Regions from separate parts of the Mus musculus genome. Here regions 1 and 3 are each linked to region 2. The links are chromatin loops, found by intact Hi-C in ENCODE. Cell type or tissue: gastrocnemius. All regions are shown on one strand. Region 1 overlaps Slc16a12 (solute carrier family 16 (monocarboxylic acid transporters), member 12). Region 2 has its middle 22 kb from the start of Gm22082. Region 3 overlaps Slc16a12 (solute carrier family 16 (monocarboxylic acid transporters), member 12).

What was found. Peaks named below come from ENCODE experiments on the same cell type or tissue, not always from the same donor. Only the 100,000 strongest peaks of a DNase experiment are listed, where the experiment ranks them.
Region 1: it touches region 2 in a loop (3-fold over the local background); 18 of 42 quality-filtered maps call a loop at or near these places.
Region 3: it touches region 2 in a loop (9-fold over the local background); 31 of 42 quality-filtered maps call a loop at or near these places.

The regions. Positions count from the first base shown.
Region 1 is chr19:34,682,058-34,690,057 of GRCm38, reverse strand. All of the region lies in intron 2 of Slc16a12 (solute carrier family 16 (monocarboxylic acid transporters), member 12), which reads left to right. It also overlaps the pseudogene Gm46654. Among named protein-coding and RNA genes, the nearest start is that of Ifit1, 45 kb to the right of the region's middle. In gastrocnemius, a CTCF peak has its summit at 4,989 (motif pointing left); a DNase peak (open chromatin) is centred at 5,006.
Region 2 is chr19:34,769,999-34,777,998 of GRCm38, reverse strand. No RefSeq gene overlaps it. Among named protein-coding and RNA genes, the nearest start is that of Gm22082, 22 kb to the left of the region's middle. In gastrocnemius, no CTCF peak of the experiment used is centred here; a DNase peak (open chromatin) is centred at 4,975.
Region 3 is chr19:34,663,059-34,671,058 of GRCm38, reverse strand. It overlaps Slc16a12 (solute carrier family 16 (monocarboxylic acid transporters), member 12), which reads left to right. Exons shown (of 7, transcript NM_172838.4): 7 at 166-2,658. The coding sequence ends at 428. Among named protein-coding and RNA genes, the nearest start is that of Ifit1, 26 kb to the right of the region's middle. In gastrocnemius, a CTCF peak has its summit at 4,707 (motif pointing left); a DNase peak (open chromatin) is centred at 4,725.

The DNA of each region.
Region 1 (8,000 bases), 88 kb after region 2:
GATTTATAAGCCACAAATATAAAAAAAAAAACACTATGGCAAGAGATTACAGTGTACAAAAGATCCTCAAGCTTGCAGCAGGGGAATAAGAAAAATATCCCCAAGACTGAAGTATGAAGTTTATAACAAGTTTGTGAAGATATCACAGTGGAAGTCAAATTTGTACAGCTTTAAAATTTATATTCTCTCAGGAGGGAACAGTAGAACTTCAAAAAAGTCCTTGAAAACTCTTTTGCTTGTTAAGTGTTAAATATGGGAACCATCAAATCTAGAATCCAAATTCTTGTGCTACCCTTTGGTGGCTGAGGTGACAGCAGCTGGGTTTTAGGTCGAAGGAAAGCAAAACAGTGACTCCTTTAACCTTCCTTGCTCATTTAATTTTCCTCCAGAGACACAGTACTCAATATACTGAATGTCCATCTAGTTCTCTTCGTGTCTATATGAGTTAATGCTTGTGATTTGCATGTGACTGTTCTGCCCTCACTTTTGTTCCAATGAAACAGGGTCTTTCTTCTCTGGCAATGCATTCTATACAGTACACGAAAGTATTTGTGATGATAATTTATTTGATGACATCGTAGCTAAAGAAAGTATCATTTGCCTACCAACAGATACAGTGCAGGGTGTTTTATATTTGCCACCATTAAGGTTTGTTGATTATGTGTCTATTCTGAGTCTGAAGAGACTGTAGAGTTTGAAAGATCATTTTTGTGTGTGTGTGGCTTCTTATAAATAGAAATGTCTTTCTGTACCATTAGAGGAATGCTCTGGAAGTAGTTTAATTGCATTATAAGGAGAGATTATGCTGTAGTGTTCTGAGTAGTTCAGTTTTCATGAAGAACTTGTATTCTCACAAGGTTGTCCGTAGTGCTCCTGGTTGCAATACTAAGATACTTCTCTCAGTCACTCAACTGAGCTTTGTGATTTAGATGAAATGGGCTTGCTAATCCCTGCTTCATGGAGGGGCTAAGAGACTTATATCTATGGCTACCAGGACAGAGATGAAGAGAGACTTAATTTTGCTTTTTTTTTTTTTACTACAATGCTCACACTCATAATCTATAGACATTTAAAGTACACACACAAACACACACACACACACACACACACACACACAGAGAGAGAGAGAGAGAGAGAGAGAGAGAGAGAGGGAATTCACTATTGCTTTCTCTAGAATATAACTAAATAAGTTCTTATCCTATTCTCACGCATATACTACACTTTGATCCCCATTCACACTTGTGGCTTATCTTCAGTATCATCAAGAGAAGCTATAGTATTAGGCACAGACTTTTTAAATGTGTTGGTTATGGGAAGCATTGTCTACAGGTGGGCTACTCCTATCCAAGGAGCTGTCATGACAATAACAATAAGTCATGGTGCCAAGAGCATACATCTCTCTAAACTCTACCTTCTCTGTTCTATTGATACTCAGCCATAGGAGATAGCACACCAATTCCTGTACCAACAAGTCCACACGAGTGACTGTTTGTATGCATTCAGTGAACTTTCTGGAACTACAAGAAGTGTTTAGAGTATGAGTGTGTGTGTGTGTGTGTGTGTGTGTGTGTGTGTGTGTGTGTGTGTGATGACATGTATCAGGAGTTTGGAAGACCATCAGTAAATGGATATCTTCCCTTATTTGATAGGATGTTGAATCCATTGGCTACCACTAAAGGCTAAAAACCTTTTATCTTCTGTAGGTTGTACTTTTTAGTTTCTATTTCAATTCATTTAAAATCTGTTCCATTGATGATTATCTTCCATTCATTGAAGATATGACTCTCTCTGTACTAGAGGCTTCTAAAGAAGTAGATTGATTGGCAATCTTATGGTAGACTCATGCACAATTGACTGAGATACAAATAAAAATACCTGTATTGACTTGAGTTCTATTAAGTTGGGTGACCTTTGGTGATAGTCAAGGGACTCAGCACCCTGTCAAATAAAAGAAGTCACCCTTTTATGGGTGGCCTTTTCAGCTCATGATGTAGATCATCAAAATGCTATATTAACTTTGGTCAGTATGGAATTAAAATATGATCGGCAGCAAGACAAATTCAGGCCTGGAGATTCAGGGTTGGCTTTCTAGAGAAGTCCTTGAAGTAAAGTCTTAAGGGATGGAAATAATTTGGCCTGGCAAAAATGAAGGAGGAAGATGTCTCAGCCTGCACCAGTACCTGCCCTTCTTCACCATGCCGAAACTGCCATACATTCAGTCAGAAACCAGAAAAGAAGACCATGGCTCCAAGTCAAGGCAGAATACCAGACTGAAGTCAACAGAGGAGATCAAGACAAGAACACTTAAGCAGAATAAAGGCAGAAAAGAAAGTGAGATGATGTAGCCAGCCCAGGAATCTAAATGTCACACATCAAGAAGCAGCCAAGAAGACTGGATGTGAGAGCAAGAGAATCGAACCAGGGCAACCTGCCTAACAGATAACCAGCATCTACTGGACAAGCACCTTAACACAAAACATCTTGCATTCTGATGGTAAAATTCAAACATGTTGAAAATATATAAAATATTTTTCTTCCCTACTTACTAACTCAATTTCACTGCCTAAAATTAACCTCACCGATATTTTTTTTAAGTTCAGTCTCAAGAGGAAAACAAAAAGCCTTCTCAACCTTGAGCTAACCTAAGTGTACATTCTTGTTACTTACATAAGCAGGATCATTTTTGATATGTTGTTCTGTCCCCCCCTTAATAATTTCTCTTGAGACTGTTATGTATCAACCACTAAGGTTCTACCTTATTGGAAAATAGTTGCTTAGAATTCTACTACGTGCTCTTATGCTCTTGCCTCTCTCTTGCCTCTTGCCCCCTTACCCCCAATTCCCTCCTCCACGTGGTCATGGCCGGTCCCCATTTCTCTATTCTCTCCTTCTCTCTGCCTTTCTCTGTCTCTGCTACCCTCTTAACTGCCCTCCCCATGCTCTGAATAATCTCTATTCTATACAAAAAAAAAAAAGAGGAATTCTATCACATACTTTTATCTACAATTATTTGATACATTTTTATTGATGTGATTTTATATCGTCTTCTGGTTTTTGCTTTTATAAACAATGCTATAATTATAACTCAAGTCATTTAAACATTCTATCTCAGCTCTAGCCTTGTACTTTGAAAAAACTTAAATTTTAAAGTTCAACAGGCAATGAAAGCAGTCATTATTATTTATTTATATCTTCTACTTATTACTATGTATTGATTATTTCTTTTTTCTTTAAGATGTCTTTATCAAAATACATTATTAACTTAAGGATCATATTTAAAGTGCAATTACATGAATTATCTACATATATTAACAACTTGAATGGTTACTTTAGAAACAAAAATTTTATTTAAATATTCAAACAAAACAATATCCTAGGTTTGAGACTTTGTGTTGCCTAGATTTCCTGAGTTCAAATAAACTGAGTAGAAATAAATTTCTGGAGTTCTTTGGAGTTTTGGAGATTTTTTCAAACCCTTTTGAGTCAGGATAAAAATGAAGTGATTGTAACGTTACCGAGCATTTACTTTGTCCTTGTTGGCATGCTTTCAGATAGTTTTCGTGAAGTCATTCCCCACCACATTATAGGATTAGTCAAGGGATATGACAGAGATTTTAGCTAGTCGTCTACAACATCGCTGTGAGTCAGTTCTTGATCCAACTTAGCGTAGCTAGGACAGTGTCAGAGCAGTGGTGAGCTTGAGCTTAACAGGTCATAAAGCTCATTGACCTGTTGAGTCAGATCATCTTTAAGAAAGGGGGTTTGGTTATAAGTGATGACACTGGTTGTGATCTGTTTCTATATTTTGGGGAACAAGTCCTATCAGACCCCAAAGGCTGAAGAGACAACATGAGATGCATCATTCTGATCTTTGTGAGTCATGCTTATAAAAATGCTTGCTCTCTAGATGAAGAAATTGGAACCCTGAGAGATCAGCAAGCTTCCTCACTCACTGTTTCCGTGGGTATGAATCTGGAATAAGAGCTTTGCTTTCCTGACTCTTGTTATTGCAAGCATCCGGATGCATGTGTGCTCCTATTACAATTCAATTTATTTCAGATATCCCTGGATTTTAAATCTTACAACACAAACCTTCCTCAACGGGAAAGCTCTATGGTCATTTCTCTCCTTTTTTAAAGAGGTGAAAAATGACCGTATTATTTCTTTTCACTTAATTATTTTTCATTTGTCACTTGGTCCTCTTCCCATTGAGTGACATAACCATCTTTCTGAACTTCATGAGTGTTGAAATGCTCATAAAGGTGGATGTGGTCATTGAACTTTGACCTCTGACTAAGGTTCTCAACTTTCCAGAAATGATTTTCAGATCCAAAGTTTTACTGATAGGACTAGTCAACTCATTTCAGAAACAATCAAATAACCTGTGCCCTCAGGGGTTCACAGAGATTCAACTGCCAACCAGAGAGCATGCATCAGTCTGACCTAGGCCCTCTGCACATATGCAACAGTTCTGCAGCTGGGTCTTCATAGGGGATTCCTAAAGTGGGAGCAGGGGCTGTCTGACTACATTGCCTGCCTTCAGATCCCTTTTTCCTTACTGGGCTTCTTTTCAATAAAAGAAGAAGATGTGCCTGATTTTGCTACAATTTGCTATGTTAAAGCTGGCTGATACCCATGGGAGGCGTCCTCATCTCTGAGGAGAAGGGGAGGAGAGATGGATGGCGGGATGGATGGGAGATAAGAGAGAGGGACTGAGAAGAGAGGATGGAGGGGACACTGCAATCAGGATGTAAAATAAATAAATAACTTAATTAATTTAAAAAAAAGGCAAAGCAAAATTTTTAAGAAATCACAAGGGACAGCACAGTAATATTATGTTCCCCAGAGCGATTTGGTGAAGAGACTGGTTTATAATTTCAAAATATCTTGCCATTTTCTCAACTACTCTTTACTGTCACTTCTGCACCTTTTTCACTGATAGTGGTGATTCATTCTGTGTTTTCATAGCCTGTTTGGATGCTCCAGCTTGCCTCTGCAGTGCCCTCTGGTGGCACTGCCACCCTATCTTCCTCCTCTCTCTCCAGTGGAGCCTTTCACTTCCTTACATTCCAGTCAGATTCTCTATCAAGGGGCTCCCCTCCCTCCCTCCCTCCCTCCCTCCCTCCCTCCCTCCCTCCCTCCCTCCCTCCCTCCCTCCCTCCCTTCCTTCCTTCCTTCCTTCCTTCTTCCCTCCCTCCCTCCCTCCCTCCCTCCCTCCCTCCCTCCTTCCTTCTTCCTTCATCCTTCTTTCATTCTTCCTTCCTCTTTCACCTTCCTTCATTGTCTTCTTCTGTTGAACAATTTTTATAAGCACCCAATTCATGACAGATACTATACTAGATGTTTGGAATTTAGTGTGAACTAAGACATATATGTCTTCCTCTGTCACAGCGCAACGTCTAGTGGACAATACAAACAAGTGGAAAGGGAGTTGCCAGACCACAGATGAGCATGCCACATGTAGAGGACGAGTACGAGAAGCATCCATTCCTGTCTTGAGCAATAAGGGAGCAGTCAAGGAGGATTTCCTGGAGGTGTGGAATGGCTAACTATCTGAGATTAAAACGAGCACTTAGAGGAGAATCACAGAAAAAGCTATAATGTACGGACGTGCATAATACACAGGGACTGTGTTGAACGAGGTAGAAAGAGGTGACTGAAGTGAAGTATGCAAACAGTGGGCAGAAAGGAGCATGGACACCAAAGACTTGCAAGTCAGGCTAAAATGTTTGAAATGCCAGCATCTGTTCTAGGAAGGCACTGTTTGCAGAATGCGCTGAAGACAGCTAAGTGCTAATGGAGAAGCATCACTTAGGAGCTTTGGGCTACAGTTCAGGGGAAAGGTGTTGCCGTCAATTATGAACAATAAGGGCGATGGAGACCCATGGAGGGATTTGAAGGCTCTGAAGAGGGGTTGGAAAACTTGATGACTAGATCACTTGTCGGCAGTCAGGCTCATTTTGGTTTCCAAGGCTTGTTGGCAATGTCTGGAGACATTTGGAGAAGATGCTGGAGATGCTTCTAAGCATCCTGCCACACAGGATGAATCTCGCCCAGCCCCACAGTCAATGCTGTTCTACTGAGAATCCTGGGTGATGGATAACTCAACCATTTTGATAATGAGGCTATGTACGTTAACTCACAACTCATTCTGATTGAAGGCTAAGTAGTTAGGAGAAGATGATAAGACATTTTAGTTCCAGACAAGAAGCAGCAGAAGAAGGGGACTTCACAAGATTTTAGTTATTGCTTTTACTATATTGGTGTTTGTTTTTTTAATTAAAAAATTTAAATTAGCCCTCTGCTGTTTGGTAATTGAGGTGGCCATCACAGACTCTGGGTCTCTTTTTTCATCGCAGACACTTCTACTGCAAAGATGGCCAATGTTCCTAAAACCCAAAGGACTCTTTGTAAGACATGTGGCAAGTATCAGCCTCACAAAGTTACCCAGTATAAGAAGGGCAAAGATTCCCTGTATACCCAAGGGTAGTGGTGCTATTATTGCAAGCAGAGTGGCTACGATGGGCAAACAAAGCCAATTTCCCAAAAGATGGCCTAAACCACAAAGAAGTTTGTGCTCAGGCTTAAGTGTGCTGAACCCAACAGAAGATCCAAGAGCATCCTGGCCATTAAGAGGTGCAAGCATTTTGAACTGGGAGGTGACAAGAAGAGAAAGGACCAAGCGATCCAGCTCTGAAACTTGTATTGTCTGAAAGGAAAACATGAAAGCAGTAGGAAAACGATCTGTTAGAAAAGAAATTTATTGTCAGTGATACAAAATAAGTTTAAATTAGCATACAAGATACTAGATATCATTACTGCATTTTGAATGATTTGTTTTAGTGATTCTTACCCCAACCCATTCCCCCCACCTTTCTGCTACCCCTAACTTCTCTTGTGTGGTGGCCCCAGCATCTACCTCTTGTTGTATTCCTGTGTCCTTTTGCTTACCTTTCATCCTTTCTAGGTACCTACTTGTCCCCTCTCTTGGTCTCCTTTTGAGTTTTTTTAGACTCTGCACACACTTACATGTGTGTATAAATGCATATGTAAAGACTAGGATCTGCATGTGAGGAAGCATAAGGCTTTTGTCTTCTGAGTTTGGGTCACCTCAAATTCAAAAATTCTATAGGGTATGTGTTCCACATTTCCACTGTTCATTTATCTGTTCCATTTCCTCCCCATTATGTGTAGAGCACTATAAACATGGTTGTGGAAGTAACTCTGTGGTATGGTATGGAGGTTGGGAGGTGTATGCTCTGGTATAGTGTAGCTGAGTCTATTTAAACTTTTTGAGGAAATGCCCTACTAATTCTCACAATGATTTTACTAGTTTGCACTCCCACCAGCAGTGGACAAGGGTTCCTCTTTCTCCACACCCTTGCCAACATTTGTCAGATTGTTAGCTAAAATGAGGTAGCATTGCAAAGCAGTTTTAATTTGTACTTTCCTGATGACTAGGGATATCAACCATTTTTTTAAAAATACTTATTGGCCATTTATATTTCTTCATTTGTAAACTTTCCATCTCCTGGATCCACTTGCTGATTAACACCAGACATTCTTTTACTTATTTCTGTAGTTCTTTATAAACTCTTGGCATTAGCCCCATGTCTAATGGAGAGCTGGTGAGGATTTTTTCCCACTTTATGGGTTGCTTGTTTGCTCTGCTGATGGCTTCTTTTGCAGATATTTGTCAGTGACTATCCTTGATATCAGTATCTTGGGAAGGAAGCAAGATCAACAGATGGGGCCCTTACATTTTCATTGAAGGGTTCTTGCTTTTCTTGCTGCTCCGAATTAAAACTGGCTTCGTGTTTTTAAGAAGTTCTAATGTATTTTCATTCAAATTAAAGTCGACAGTTGTCTGAGTAATTTATGTGCATTGTCTGTGCTGTTGAGGGTGTGTGTGTATGTGTGTGTGTGTATGTATGTGTGTGTGTGTTAAAATTACACATTCAAAGAACCCTAGGATCTGCCTGGTTTCCTCTCCCTAGCAC
Region 2 (8,000 bases):
TCCTTTTCCTTTTCCTTTTCCTTTTTCTTTTTTTTCTCCCCCTGTGTACTTAAGTTTACAAGTATTTATGGAAATACAAGATTTTCACACCATAAATTGATTGCAAATACCCACATCCATTAGAAATGTAAGTAAAGTGTGGAATTGTAATCAAGACATGAAAGAGAAGGCTATGAAAGGAAGAAAAAGGCTTAGAAGATGAAAGGAAGATGGCTGCAAATATTGAGAATTTAAGCTGCACTTGTTGCTATCCTGGGATCCTATTGTTCTTGAAGTCTAGGCAGGAAGACTGCAAGTTCAAGACAGGCCTACGCTACACAGTGAGATCAAGGCCAGCTTGGGCACTGTGATAAGACCCTGTAGGGTTAAATTTTTCAAAATCTACATTAATAAGAGTTGTTAAACATTTAAAGCTCCCTTCTATCCCTCCACCTACCAGAGGTAGTGGACAGGAAAAGTTAATAGGGCAAAGGTGAATGTGGAACTGTTTCCAAATAGTTCTTTGCAGCGACTCCAATCTTTGTTGTCACGAATCAGCAACAGCAGTTCAATCCAGAAGAAACAGCGAGGCTCTGCCAATGAGCTTCAGTCTGCAGAACAAAGCCACTGGAATATCACAAGAAGTTCTTTGGTGCATTTCTCTCTACAAAGTCACAACAAATGATCAGTGAAGAAGGCAAGGTGACCCAATGGCATAGTGCTGTCCACTGTCTGTTTATATGTGTGTGTGTATGTGTGTATCCACTGTAGTAAAACATCCCATGCCTTTTTTTCCAGGCAGCTTCCAGAAAAACACCATGTTTTTGGTTTTTGTTCTCAGGAAAACATTTTCCTGTGTGTCTGCTTCAGCAAAACATCCTCTCAAAGGTCAGTTTCCAGAAAAACATCATATGACACATCTGAGTCTCCAAAGGAATCGGAAATTTCCACTTCAAGACCCTGTCTCAAGACAAAAGATAAAATGAGTCATGGTGATCTAGCTAAGTGGTAGTGTTTGGCTTAGCATGTGCAAGTCCTGGGTTCAATTTCTAATACTGAAAAAGAGTCGTAAGAAGTAAGATCAATTTTGGGTAGACAAATATTTTTATTTCATTTGTTTTTAAGATTTATTATTATTTTAAAAATTATGAGTCTATGCATGTGCTTGTGTGTATGTCTATGCATGTGAACACAAGTGCTTTAGGAGTCTAGAAGTGGACACTGGGTCTCCAGGGGATCTTGGATCCTTAGCCACTGAGCCACCTCTCCAGCACCCATCATCTACTTTTTGAAAGAGAAGTAGACCTTTGTTTCTCTGTTTCCCAAATAAAGCTGGCTGAGTGGTTGATTGTGGAAGATTAATCAGAGAATGAATCCCATATCCTCATCCGAATCCTCAGATGAGTCCTTGACTCTAGTTTTGGCTGAGGGCACAGGAGCAGCTGTGTTGGCAGCAGACTCAAAGATGACTGCTACAGGGATGGATCAATAGAGAAGGATTTGACCTTTTCAGCAAGTGGGAAGATGCTCCGAGTTTCTACAGTCAAAGCCGGTACACACTGGCATCTGCTAGGATAGAATGTTCCACCCAGGCAGGCAGCAGTCAGGCAACCAACCTGCAGACAAAACACCGTGTTTGAGGTGTGATGGATGGCCCTGGGCATCCTGGCAGTCCTGCTTACTGGCACCATAACTATCCTACTATGGGGCACGCAGGTCTGTGGCATCTGCTAGGACACTACATAGTCTACCCCACAAGTGCATTTTGGCTAATCGCTCTGATGTTGTGTGACTTTTAGTAAGTATTTGGACTTCCAGGTCACCCTCTCTTTCAGGAGTATCATGGAAGTGTGTCAGGGACTGCCACACAGGGTTTAAAGATGATGTCACTATACTGAGGATAGTTGATGTGAAAAGATGCGGGTTTTTTTTTTGCGTTTTTTATTTTAATGTTCTTAGACTTAGATATGAGGTGAAATAACTATGCTTTATGTTAGTATACATTAAATATATTTATTTTTATAACAGTCTTCAATTTAGATAAAGGGTGAAGATGGTGAAGATCCCGCATGCCTGACATAGGTTTCCTCCATTACTATCTTCTGGTAGGCTAGCATGTTTGTCACAATTATCAAGCCATTATCAATACATTCTGCATAAGGTCCATACTTTATTCAGATTTACACCTTTTTACACACTCTTCTTTTTACATTTCAGGGTCCTGCCATGTTGTGGTTAGTCATTGTTTCTTAGATGAAGCTGGGCTGTGACAGGTTCAGAGGTTCCCTGTTTTCAAAGACTGAGAAAATCTAGGGAAATATTTGCTAAGTGTTTTGTAGCCTGTCTCTCAACTGGGATTGACTGTTGCTTCCTGAGTAGGCTGGGATTATGGGACTGGGGGAGGGAAATCCCAGAGACAGAACATCATCTTTCCCATACTGTGTCAAGGTATAAACTCCCAACCTGATTCACAGCAATAATATTGCCTCTGATACCCTGGTGGACAAAATCATTGTCTGTTTTCTCTACTGCAACCTTTGCCTTTGCTTTCCCTCTTTTCAGCCCATACTCTTTGGATGACTGTATGGAAGAACTCCACAAATTATTTCTCATTGTTAATTGGAGCAAGTACCAAGAAATTTTCTTTGAGATATTTGCCATGTGTCTTCAAGGTAGGAGCAGACTATTGGTACTTGGATATCTCTGCTGAAAGACCAACATAGGTGCACATTACTACTCTGTGGGGCTTTTAAACCTCTTTTTATTTTTTAAAGACACCTGTATTTGGCATCACAATAAGATTATATGTTTAGCAATTAACATCATGGGTGGAAAACAGTTCTACATTAAAACCCTTTGTGAGAAAGCTTTATACCTTTGACCAGAACAGGGGCAAAAATAACTTGCTGTATAATTAGTCACAAATACATTCCTGCAGGATTTTCCCCCAATTACATGAATGTTGTCTAAAACATGTCTTCTTTGTAAGCTAGGCCCTGCCACCTGTGCTTGGCTGAGTTCACCATCTGTAACCTGTGGCTTCCCTGTCTCTTGCTGAGCTTTGGTTCCGGGCAATGATTAGAACTCATGCCATTTCCATAGCTACTGATGCTGCTGGAACTACGACATCTGTCTTGGTTTTGTGGTTTAACAAAGCACCGTCCTTCCCCACCATCAGGACTGGAGTTTCTGCCCCTAACAATCCACCTCCACCTTGTTCATTGGTCCAAAAATTGAAGACTGAGTGTTGTTATTGCCAAAAATCATTGGAGCTTCCACCATCTCCACCACCTCAGTCAAAGTTCTCCACCTCCTCCATTACTGTCATGGCTGCCATTCTTCTCATAGCCACTATCCTGGTTTTCATAACCTTGCTCACCACTTTCACAGCCTCTGCTTCCTCTCAAGTAACCAAGGTCACCTCCTCTATAACCACCATCACTGTCACATCCATTCTAGCCATCCTCACTGCTGTCACATACACAACCACCTGGCTGCCACCAAAGCCATCATGAACGCTGAGGTTCCCTCAACACTAATAGCTATTACCACCCAAACCATCTCCAGGACCACCACCAAAGTTTCTGGAAACATCTGGATTCTTTGGCTGGATGAAACACTAGACAACTCTTGCTTCCACGACGCTTTTGTATGATTCATAGTTGTGGCCAACACAGTATGGTGTTTCTGAATGACAATCTTACCCACGGAGTTATGGTCATCAAAGGGAACAAAAAAAAAGTCATTCTTTTTTCCACTTTGTCAGTCATGATTTTAATCACTTCAGTTTCTCCATTCTGTGATGTTCTTGGGTGTCTTCTCTAATACCTCTAACTAAGATCTTTTCAGGCATAGGGCAACATTTGGCCTTTGAGAATCTTCTCTTGGTGTAGCTCTCTTTGATTCCTCTATTCTTCCACTGACCTTGTGTGACTCTTAAATTCAAAAATGCATCCACTTCCTCCACAATGGCGTACATAACAAACCCAAAGCCCCTGCATCACTTGATGTTTGGAATCTCTGACTACCACACAGTTGTTGAGGGTTCACCATTGCTTAAAATGGCTCATGAGATTCATCAATCCCCTTGAAGCTCAGAACTCCAAAGAAGAGCTTTGGCAGCTTTCCAACTCCTTGGGACTTCCAGTTTCTAAGACCTTGGCTTAAACATGATGGCAGTGAGGTGAGAGCCTTCTACAATGCTTCCCCAACTGCACCAACAGGCAGGAAGGAGTGAACTGAAGGACATATGGGGTTTCTGAAACAAGTTAAGGTTCTGCAGAGTGTTGGTTCCCTTATGATTCATTCTCCAGAAGTTTTTCTGCACAACGCTTTGCCTGGATACTACTGAGAAGTGCCAATTCCCTGCCCCAGTTGTCCAGAGAAGTTATTCTTTGTATCCCACTGCCAGGATCCCATCCTGTCTTCTACTGTTGTTATCTTTGCCACTGAAGCTTAACTTTTAAGCACAAAAACTCGCTTTTACACCTTCATGTTTTTCTAACACCTAGAATACAACATTGAACAGTAGCTAGGACATTGTAGAGGATCTAGTTTTAGGACATTTTCATCAGAAAAAAGAATCATACTCCTGAGAGTCTCCACTCTCAGCCCCTGCCAAACCCGCATCTGTTTCCATGCATTTACCCATTCCAGACATCACTCCTAAGTGAAATCATGTCCCATATAACTTTTATATTTAGCTTTTCCCATTAGTACAGTGTTTTCAAGGTTCTTGCACATTTAAAGCACTGCTTGGTATTTTGTACCTCCCTGTTATTTTTTTCTCACTTTTCAAAGGAGGAGACATTTATGTTGACTTATGATTTAAGGGATACAGTTCATCACGACAGGGAAGGCACGAAGGTGTGGCTTTATGGTGCTTCGAGAAGGCAACAGTTTATATCTCACTAGAATCTAGTATTTCACTCCCTTAAAAGGCTGAATAGTTGCATTTTATGTTGCAGGGATGTGGCCCTCTGCCTAGTTGCACCACTAGATGGCATCACTTTCCTAGGAATTCTCTGTTTTCCCTCAGGCTATTTAGTGAAACCACCACAAACAAAAGTAAAGTTTTGTTGACTCAAGAACTGCTTTCACTGCAAAACTGATTGAGGCCTACCTAAAAGATTAGTCACTGGGTACATTGACACGCTAGCACACAGCACACGTTGTGGATATAGTTATTATAAATGTGGGCTAAAGGCAACAGTGTCTTCTATAAAAGCGAATACTTTTGAGGGATATACTTCAAATATTTCTCTCATTCACATTGAAAGAATTATTGCATTATGATTTTTTTTTGGAAACCTGTCAATGAATAACTTCTATCAAGCCTGGAATAAACAGTATATTAGGTATTTTGTAATGCATGCCATAGTGAAATCTATATAAGACTTGGCCTGGAGAACCTGGCTCTGTCCATCGACAGAAGGACTTTAGGCAATGTAACCTCACTGGGCTCTCTTTCTTTTATTTTTCTTAAAAATATGTATTATTCTTATTTTATGTATATGGATATTTGCCTATCCATATGAACTGTGTGCATGCCTGGTGCCCACAGGTGCCAGGAGACACGTTATAACTTGGGTTGCAGACAGTTATGAACTATAAATGTACTGGGAACTGAACTAAGGTCTCATGTAAGAGCAGTAAGTGCTCTTACCACTGTGCCATCTCTTCCATCCCTCACTAGGCTTTCTTAAGTCTCTACAAAGGGCTGAACATAGGCAACAGCTTCTTTCTGGGATTTTATGAGCATCTAAAGACACTGTGATGTGGGAAGCCCTGCTCCCCAGGGATTTAATAACTCACACTCGTGTTGATATTAGTATATTAGCTTAGTGTACTCAGCATAATTAAGTCATATCACAAATGATATGATATGTAGACGTACCCTACATTTTATGACCTGAAACAAAAATGACATTTTGAGCATCTTCCTCAGACCATCACTGGAGAGGGCAGTTTGTAGATGACATGAATGTGGAAAGGGACATCTCAGGGGTGCAAACATTTTGTGGAGGGAGAGAAGGAGGGAGGAGAGTATGGAGGACAGATAACCAACCTTAAACATTGTGAAAAAGTCATATAGAAACCCATTATTTTATAAGTTTATTAAAAGCATAATTTAAAAACAGTCTGAATGGAGACATCCTGCCTGTTATAAATATAGAAGCCATAGGTTATAAACAGAAACCACAGAGTCAAATGAAGGGTAGCTCCCTGTGAGTCAGGAGGCCCCCAAATAGAGGTCACTGTCATTGCTCTTGGTTGCCAACAAGAACTTGGTAGTAAGGCCCTATTGTTGTTGAAGACATCATACACTTAAGTTACAAGACATGGAGAAATCTATCCGGAATAAAGCTACAAGTTTCTCCAATTGGATAGTTCCCATAGTGCTGGAAGGTGTTAGGCAGCTTGCTGGAAGAGAACAGCCATCAACAGTCTCATTCAAGCTGTGAACACTGCTTCCTATACCACCATCATGCCAGGCAAAGATGTGTCCACTGTTGCAATAGTGGTTTACATCTTATGGAGACAACCAACTTCTTTCATGTTGGATTAGATGCCCAGTTCACTGGAGAGAATTCATGCCTGGTATGAAAAACATGGTCAAAAGCCACAGGTCCTGATAGGAGTGGAGTGGGAGGGCTACTACTGTCATTTTGCCAAGCTATCTTCTAAATACTCATGCGCATATCCATAGATGAGTGTCACTGTCAATCTTCTCCAGAGCAGCTCCTTGTTGTATCAGCCAACAATCAATGCAAAGACTCAACTGAAGTGCCAAGAACAGGGAATAGTGGCGTGCTGTCCCCTAAATGGGACACCTCTCTCACCCATTGAAGGCTAGGGGGGATATCATGGAAGAGAGGCAGGAAGAAGGGCACACGGCAAACGTGGCATGGAGGTTGGCCTCACGAACTCACTGCAGCTGTGGTTACCTGCATAAGACCTGCGCAGGTTGGGCATGCCAACATTTCATGGAAATGGGAGGAGCTTACCCAGTCTTGCTCCTCCTTAAGGGACTATGGTGGATAGTGATTGTTGGAGGAGAGGGAGTCGGTTCCTTTCTTGGAGCAGCTACTGGAAGTTCCTGTTCTCAAGTAAACACCTCATGCTTCTGCCACTATATTCAGCCTCAGTGGGTCACACACACATAAGATAAGGTGTGCTGGCCAGAGGAAACTTGTTGGGAAGGAGGATTTAGGTGGAGAGGAAGGGGCATGAGAGAAGATCGGGCTGTGTGACTGGTAAAAATAGCTAAAATTCATTCTGTAGATTTTTGTGATTATAGTAATTTTCCTTGGCCTTGACTGTGAATTCTTTACTTTTATCATCCATTTACCTGTGTGTGTGTGTGTGTGTGTGTGTGTGTGTGTGTCTGTCTGTCTGTCTGTCCTTTTCTCTGTCTGTCTGTCTACATATGGCATACATGTGGAGGTCACATTACAACTAATGGGAATCAGCTCTCCCATTCTACTGTATGAGTTCTGGATTTTAAATTCAGCTCATCAGACTTGACAGCAAGTTCCTGAACCCACTGAGTAATCTTGCTGACTCTGCAAGTAAATTTAAAAAGCACTTGTTACTAATATATTATTATTATTATTATTATTATTATTAGTAGTAGTAGTAGTAGTAGTAGTAGTAGTAAATTATTGTGTGTATGCATGCAGGTGCATGTGTTTGTATGCCGTGGTCCATGTATGGAGTCCATAGGATGACTTGATGAAAGAAGTTGGTTTTCTCCTTCCATTTACTTCCATATTTTTATGGGTCCAGAGGGTGAACTCAAGTCACCATCTCTGACTGCCTTGTCAACCCTGAAAATAGGTTTGGATATAGAAACATTTGTCTTGTTTGATGATCACAGTTCATAGCCTCTCTGTACACTTAGTGTTGATTCAGAATTTGACACTTGAAGAACTTTAAAGAAGTACATACATAAACTCATAGGAGATATCATTTTCTTCAAGTGACGTTATACAAATTGTCATTGTTTGTCTACTTTTCCT
Region 3 (8,000 bases), 110 kb after region 2:
TTTCTCGGTTCCTGCAAGACATCTTTAGGCCATCTGCTTTTTGTTCAAATCATTGATGGTGTGCTGTAGTCTAGGGAGATTCTCCTGGCAAATGATTAAGTTTGAGAGTGGCTAATCCGGTAATTGAATTTTTAGCTCAGCACCGTGGTTTTGCTTTTGCTGTAGGATGGCTGGTGGACACGACGGGCAGCTACACTGCAGCCTTCCTTCTCTGTGGATTTGCCATGATATTTAGTTCCATCCTGCTTGGCTTCGTTAGAATTGTCAAGAGGATGAAGAGAACACAAGTGCCTTTCCCGGTCAAAGACTCAGATCCCAAGCTACAACTGTGGACCAATGGATCAGTGGCCTACTCTGTAGCAAGGGAGTTAGATCAGAAAGATGAGGAACCCCTGCCTAAAGCCAGGTCTGGTTGCAACCTCACGTGACATCCCTGGGAATCTTCAAGGCTGGTGGACCCCAGGCCACCAGGTTGTTCATGGTCTGGAAATATTTTATTTTGACAGAGTATCACCTCCCAAGTAAATTATTAATACTGTTTTGCTAACATATTTATATGGGGGAAAATAACGAGCAACGAAGAAATCTGGAGTAGCCTGGAGTTTTCTCATTTGGGATTTGTACTTACTTAGCTCCAGGGGAAAGTCAGGGCATAGTTTATGGGATTAGCTGTATTTCAAGGCAACTCCAAGGCAGAGGCCATTGAGAATGGGTTTTGTCATAACAAAATTGACCCCCACCACCTCATTCTGAATGGAAGCAGTGAGTATGCTGGCAGTGGAGATGCAGAGGTGGCTTGAGGGCAGAGTGCCTCAATTTTTAGAGTGGCAAAGAAGTTCTTGAGACTCTTTGAATGATAATGATTAGTGTACAACAGATGTTCTCTCATCAGTTCCCTGCCTCTTCCAATGGGCATCACTTTGAGAGACCCAAGAATCATCAAACACCATGGCTGGAATGGACTTTAGAGGGTGGCTGGTGATAATATTTGATTTGAAACTGTCTTGTTGAAACAGGAAGCTCTTTTCTTCAGACTGTGCCCCCAACATGCACCTCGGTCACTACCGCATACTGACTCTAAATGTAACATAACTCATTCAATGGTGGAATAACTGCTCCATCTTTTCTGAAGGGATTGTAACACACCAGAAATCCTCATCTTTTTTTTTTTTTCTTCAGAAAAAAAAAGTTCTAGTTTGAACTGTAGACACATTCCTTTTAGGAACAGAAAAATGTTGACAGTATTCCCATTGAGCAGTAATTGAATTCTTGAGTCAGCAGGTATCTGGTGGGAGTCTTCCTTACAAAGCAGTCGTTAGATTCAGCATTATCCAAAAGAGGGCTTGGGGGTTTTCTTATCATACAGATGTTCTAAACATGGCCTTCGGAGATCACTGTGTCTCTTGCTAGATGATAGTTATAAATCTGACTCATTGGCTTGGAAGCATCTGCTCCTTCTTGAAAGCCAGACTTTCTTGGTACTTGGAATCCTTTCTGAATTTTTAGATCAGAGGAGAGGACAAGGAGAAGAAAAAAAAAGAAGAGTGGGTCCCCCATCTTATCTCCAGCTGTTTTCAAATCCACACAATGAAGATTCCTGAATCCCCAGTCATGTTCCATCTGCAAAGAAGGACAAGTTACATAATTAAAGGACTTTTTTTTAGTTGTTCAAGAGGTTAAATACAAGTCACAAGGAACATTTTGATCTCAAAGGCCATGTAACCTACTGTCACCAAGAGGTCCCAGCGTGGCTTTAGCCAGACACAGTGCTGGGAGAAATGACCAAGTTTTGAGGAATGGCTGAAGTGGCTGAATCCTCGTTGAACTGAATATCTTTAGGTTACTATATTGCTTTCATAACGAGACTCTGGCTTGATCCGATGGAGAAATTGATACTAGTCCATTGTAGCTTTTCACAGAAAAATTTGAATGTTCTGTCTTTACTCAGCCTGGGACTTTAGTTTTGAATCCATTCACTTAGTGATTTGCAATTTTAAAAATACTTTGGGTACAACTTTAAAAAACTCAAAGTTAAAATAAAATACTTGTTTTGGAATAGCACTTTACCTTAAGAGACATTTTTTTAATCATAAAAATGATTTTTTAAAAATATAATTACTCTTATTTGTATGTTTTAAAGCATTGATTATAAATTTTGTGGGATTCTATAATATAATTTCTCTATTGTGCTTATGAAAAAAATAGGATAGTGATCAAGGGTTTTAAAATTTATATAAAAACATTTTAGATCTTTTGACTTTATACATGCAATAAATTTGCCTTCTAACTATCTTGGGACAACATTTTTGAAGAACCAGTAAGAAACACTGTAGATCTTAGAGTTTACAGTTTGGTCATCTGTACAACATGTTACTAAAACAATATCTCCGTGTATTTAAACAGTTGGTTCCAAAGCTAAGGGAATGGGATATTTTGTGGAATGGAGAATAAACCTGTAGAGGAATGATTCTATGCCTTAAATATTTTTTCACCCAACTGTAAGTTCTCCTTTGTAACTAAGTAGGAAAACGACAATATCTAACGTTTCAATGTGCCATTCTTTCTTTTGCTTAAATTAGAATTTTATGAATGAATCAGATGTGTAGGCTAATATTTTCCTAGTTCAAAGGCAAAATAAAATGGATTTATAGACATGTATTTGGAACAATTGTTTTATTTTCTTCAGACAAGGAATTTGGACAGGTTGGGGAGTGGGACTATCCAGATAGGAATTAGCTCAGAGCACAGGGCTGGAAAAAGATGTTTCCAAGAAAATGGACCCAAAATTAAGTTGGTATAGTCATTGTAATATCTAATAAAATAGACTTTAAACCAAAATTAATCAAAAGAGATGAGGAAGGACAGTTCATACTCATTAAAGGAAAAAAAAATCCATCAAGATGAACTCTCAATTCTGAATTATCCTTACCCTGAATGCAAGGACATCCACATTTGTAAAAGAAACAATAGGAAAGCTGAAGTCACAAATCAAATACCACACATTGACAGTGGAAGGCTTCAACACCCCACTGTCACCAATGAGCAGGTCATCAGGTCCAGACAGAAACTAAACTGAGAAATATTAGAACTTATAGACATTGTGACTCAATGGGCCTAACGAATATCTACATAACATTTTCACTCCCAAACAATTGAGTATAGCTTCTTCTCAGTGACCATGGAAACGTCTCCAAAATTGACCATATACTCTGTCACAAAGCAACTTTCAACAGATACAAGAAAATTGACATAACCCCATGTATTTTATCAGACCTCTATGGATTAAAGTTGTACCTCAATACCAAGCAGAACAACAGAAAACCTACATACTCATGGAAACTGAACAAATCTCCAATCAGTGACCACTGGGTCAAGGAAGAAATTAAGAAAGGAGTTAAAGAGTTTCTAGAATTTAATGAAAATGCATGCACAACTTACCGAAACTTATGGGACATAATGCAAGTAGTGCTAAGAGCAAAGTTCATAGCACTAAGTGCCTTCATAAAGAAATTACTAAGATCCTATATTAGTGACTTAACAACATGTCTGAAAGCTCTAGAACAAAAAGAAGCAAACACATTCAAGAGGAGTTGATGGCAGGAAATAATGAAACTCAGGGCTGAAATTGATAAGATAGAAGCAAAGAAAACAATACAAAAAAAATCAAGGAAACAAAAAGTTGGTTCTTTGAAAAAAAATCAACAAATAGAACAAACCCTTAACCAAGCTAAAAGGCAAAGAAAGAATATTCAAATTAACAAAGTCAGAACTAAAAAGACACCGAGGAAATCCAAAGAGTCATTAGGTCATACTTCAAAAACCTGTACTTCACAAATTGTAAAATCTAAAAGAAATAGATAATTTTCTTGATAGATCATGATCAGATAAACAGCCCAATAGGCCTACAATCCCTAAGAAAATAGAAGCAGACATTAAAAGTCTCAACCAAAAAAGGCGAAGGGCCAGATGGTTTTGTCACAGAATTCTACCAGATTTTCAAAGAAGAGATAATACAAATACTCCTCAAATTATTCCAAAAAAAATAGAAATAGAAGGAACATTGCCAAATGCATTTTATTAGGCCATAATCACTTTAATACCAAAGACTCAAGAAAGAAAGAAAAAAAAAGTTTCAGACCAATTTCCCTCAAGAACATGAATGCAAAAATACTCAGTAAAATACTCCCAAACTGAATCCAAGAACACACTAAAAAGATCGTCCATCATGATCAAGTAGGATTCATCCTAGTGATGGAGGGATGGTTCAACATGAAAATCCATCAATGCAATCCACTGTATGAATAAACTGAAAGAAACAAAACACATAATCACCTAATTAGATGTTGCAAAAAGCCTTCGAAAAAATCCAACACCCCTTGGTGATAAAAGTCTTGGAGAAATAAAGGTTATTAGACACATAGCCAAACAATAAAGGCAATATACAGCAAGCTGATATACAGCATCATGTTAAATGGACAGAAACCCAATTCCACTATATGGCCTTGGTCTTCCTATATGATTTTCAGGCCCTGTACATTATCTACCTCTTGAAGTAGACAGTCTAGAGACCAGAACTAAGCATAAGGCTTACTTCAACATTCACCTCTTAACTATACAAAAGAATCAAACAAGTTTCCCTTTAAGGGGCTTCAAAGGCATAGAAAAACCATTTTAACATTAAGATGTTATGTAGCACTGCCACCTGCTGGACATAGTGAGGCATCGCAGCGCGCCAACTTAACTGAGAAAGGTTGCCTAGCAGGAACACTGAGATTTATTGGCTGCTGGTCAAGTCCTCCACCTTTTGCTTGTTATCTATCCTGCATTTATCTTCTTCGTCTTACAGTGCTATTATCAGGCTAAAGACGCCATTCCTGACCCCTTTTCTTCAACATTGTGAACTCTACAGTGTTATGAAGTGATCTAATATGTTGAGAGAGTGTACTGGCTGGTTTTGTGTGTCAACTTGACACAAACTGGAGTTATCACAGAGAAAGGATCCTCCCTTGAGGAAATGCCTCCATGAGATCCAGATCAAGGGCGAGGGCCCAGCCCATTGTAGTTAGTGCTATTCCTGGGCTGGTAGTCCTGGGTTCTATAAGAGAGCAAGCTGAGCAAGCCAGGGGAAGCAAGCCAGTAAAGAACATCCCTCCATGGCCTCTGCATCAGCTCCTGCTCCCTGACCTGCTTGAGTTCCAGTCCTGACTTCCTTGGTGATGAACAGCAAAGTGGAAGTGTAAGCCGAATAAACCCTTTCCTCCCTAACTTGCTTCTTGGTCATGATGTTTTGTGCAGGAATAGAAACCCTGACTAAGACAAATCGGTAGCAGCATAGTTGGGTATTCCTGTGACAACCTGATCATGTTTTGGGGAGGACTGTGGAAGGACTTTGGAACTTTGGGCTAGAAGATCCATTTGTTCTTAAGAGCTCTGTGGGAGTTCCTGTAGGAGCTCGGAAGATAATGTTGAAAACCATGCAGAAGATGGAGGCCTGGTTTGTGAAATTTCAGAGGGATGATTAAAGACTCTTGTTAGGGCAATTGCTGTTTTGATTTCGAAGATTCTGTGGTTTTGGTTACCCGGGGCTGAAGAATCAGCTGTGATTAACAAATTAGCAGAACTACTACAGCGAAATCTTTGCATTACTGGGACTATTGATAATAGTTTTTGCTTCATCTTATTGTATTTTATTTAGTCATGTTTGGTTGTTATCTCTTAGAAGCCTGTTCTTAAATCCTATAATCAGGATTTGTTGTGTGAGTAAAGGAGTATTTTCAGTAAAGAAGGAGAAAGAAATAAAGTCATTTCCTTCTTTTCATTGTTTTCTCTCCTTCTTTCTACTAATATTTCTTTCCCCCTCCCCCACCTTCCTGTAAAACAAGGATTATCTAATATTAATATGTAGGTTCTTTCCATTCCTGAGATAGTCTCAGTAAAGCAGGCTTATACATAAAAGGTTTGTGAATGGTTTTAGTTTTTTTTGTTTGTTTGTTTTAATGATTTTAGCCTTTTTTTGTTGTTATTGTTTTTATATTTCTTGCTGATTTGGATTGCTGGAGTCAGTGTGCTACACCAATGGGAACACGTGTGAGGAAAGGTGGAGCCGTGCTTGAACTAAGTGACTATTTATTTAATCAGACTGGAGTCCAGAGCCACTTCTCCAGCGCCCACGTTTAGAGGCTGCAGTTAAACCTCTGTGGGATGCTAAGGGGTGGATGGTCCTAGCCACATCCAGTCTCCTCCATGTTGTGCTGCCTAGCTGGATGTCAGCTTAACAAAAGCTGGAGTCATCAGAGAGGAAGGAATCTCAATTGAGAAAAATGCCTCCCTAGTATTCAACTGTAACAAATTTTCTTAATTACTGCTTTTTCTTAATTATTACTTGAGGGGGTCTCCCATTGTGGGTGGGGCCATCCCTATGCTGATGGTCCTGAGTTCTATAAAAAACAGGCTGAGCAAAGCCTTCAGGGGGCAAGCCAGTAAGCAGCACACTTCCATGGCCTCTGTATCAGCTCCTGCCTCCAGGTTCCTGGTCTCCCTCCGTGAGTTCCTACCCTCGCTGGTGTTGGTGATGAACTCTTATATGGAACTGTAAATGAGATAAACCCTTGTCCCTGCAGTTATTTTGGCCATGATGCTTCCTCACAGCGATAGTAACCCTAACTAAAACACATGTTAGAGCCTTCCATTTTCTTCTGTCACTCCTTTCCTCCCTTCCCTCCCTCTTCCAGATTCCTGCGTTCACTTTCCCCTTCTCCATCCTGACTAATATGAATTACATGTACTTATATTCAACACGATGCATTGAAACATGCGTGTACCGTGGAATGGCTATATTGAGGCTTCCCTTTGGTGTCTTATGTTGGTCTCTACATTAGGTGAGGGTCTTATGCTGGCTGGGGATCAGATGGAGCATGCTTCCTTCTTCATAAGGCCAAAAGATGGGGTACCCTGGCTACTAACCACTTAGTGACTCTTCGGACTTCCAAAGAAGGTGGCCTCCTTTAAGGGTGTGTGTGGGGGGAGCAGGGAAAAAGGGGGGTTACTGTAAATCTCTGAATCCCAATGTCCAAATCTTGGAAGGAGAAAACTGACTACCTAACACTGTGTTCTGATTATCTCACATGCTCTGTCACACTGTGACAGCACACACACACACACACACACACACACCGCACAAACACACAAACACACCACGCATACACAAGATACACATTCATAATAATATTAATAAGAAAATTTAAAAGTACTCCACGCAATTAACAATACTTGCTGTGGAGGTTGCATGCAGAGACATTATTTGTTACATAAAGGCATTTTAAAAGAGTCATATCAAAATAGCAACAAGGTGCAGTTGCTTCACATTTGTTTCAGTATGGAGGCTTTGTTCTCTGTCTTAGTCTGTAATCCAGAATCTTCTGAACAGACTTCCATAGGAATCAGTGTTGGGGGAGGGGGGAGGGGGGAGGGGGGAGGGGGGGGATGCTCTACAACCAAAGCAGTTGCTGTTCCCAGCCCCATCCCCTGGGAATTGTCCAATTCATGACCCCATAACCAATCACAGCACTGGGAGTCCTCACATGAAAGGTTAGGGAACACTCTCAGACCCCTAGCTTGCTTCTCTAGCCACTCTCTATCTCCTGTGGATAATGAGAACGTGTGTAGCACATCACATCTATAGAAACACTGGTAGTTGTAACTACAAAATAATGATGCCTTTGTCCCAGAATGAAATATAAATCCGTTTCCTACAGAAACAAGAGAGAAATGGACCTCACAGAGATTTAGGTGATGTTGTCCTTTTTGCTAATAAGAAGCACGCTGGCATTGTCTTTGGGGAGAGTCCTCAGTGGAAGCCAACCTACTTTACACCCCACATTGCATATAAATACAACATACTGGTCTCGTTAGCTTTTTGGTTAACGTAACACAAGCTAGAGTCATTTGAGAAGAGAGAATTATGATTGAGAAGAAAGCTCCACTGAATTGGTCCATGGAAC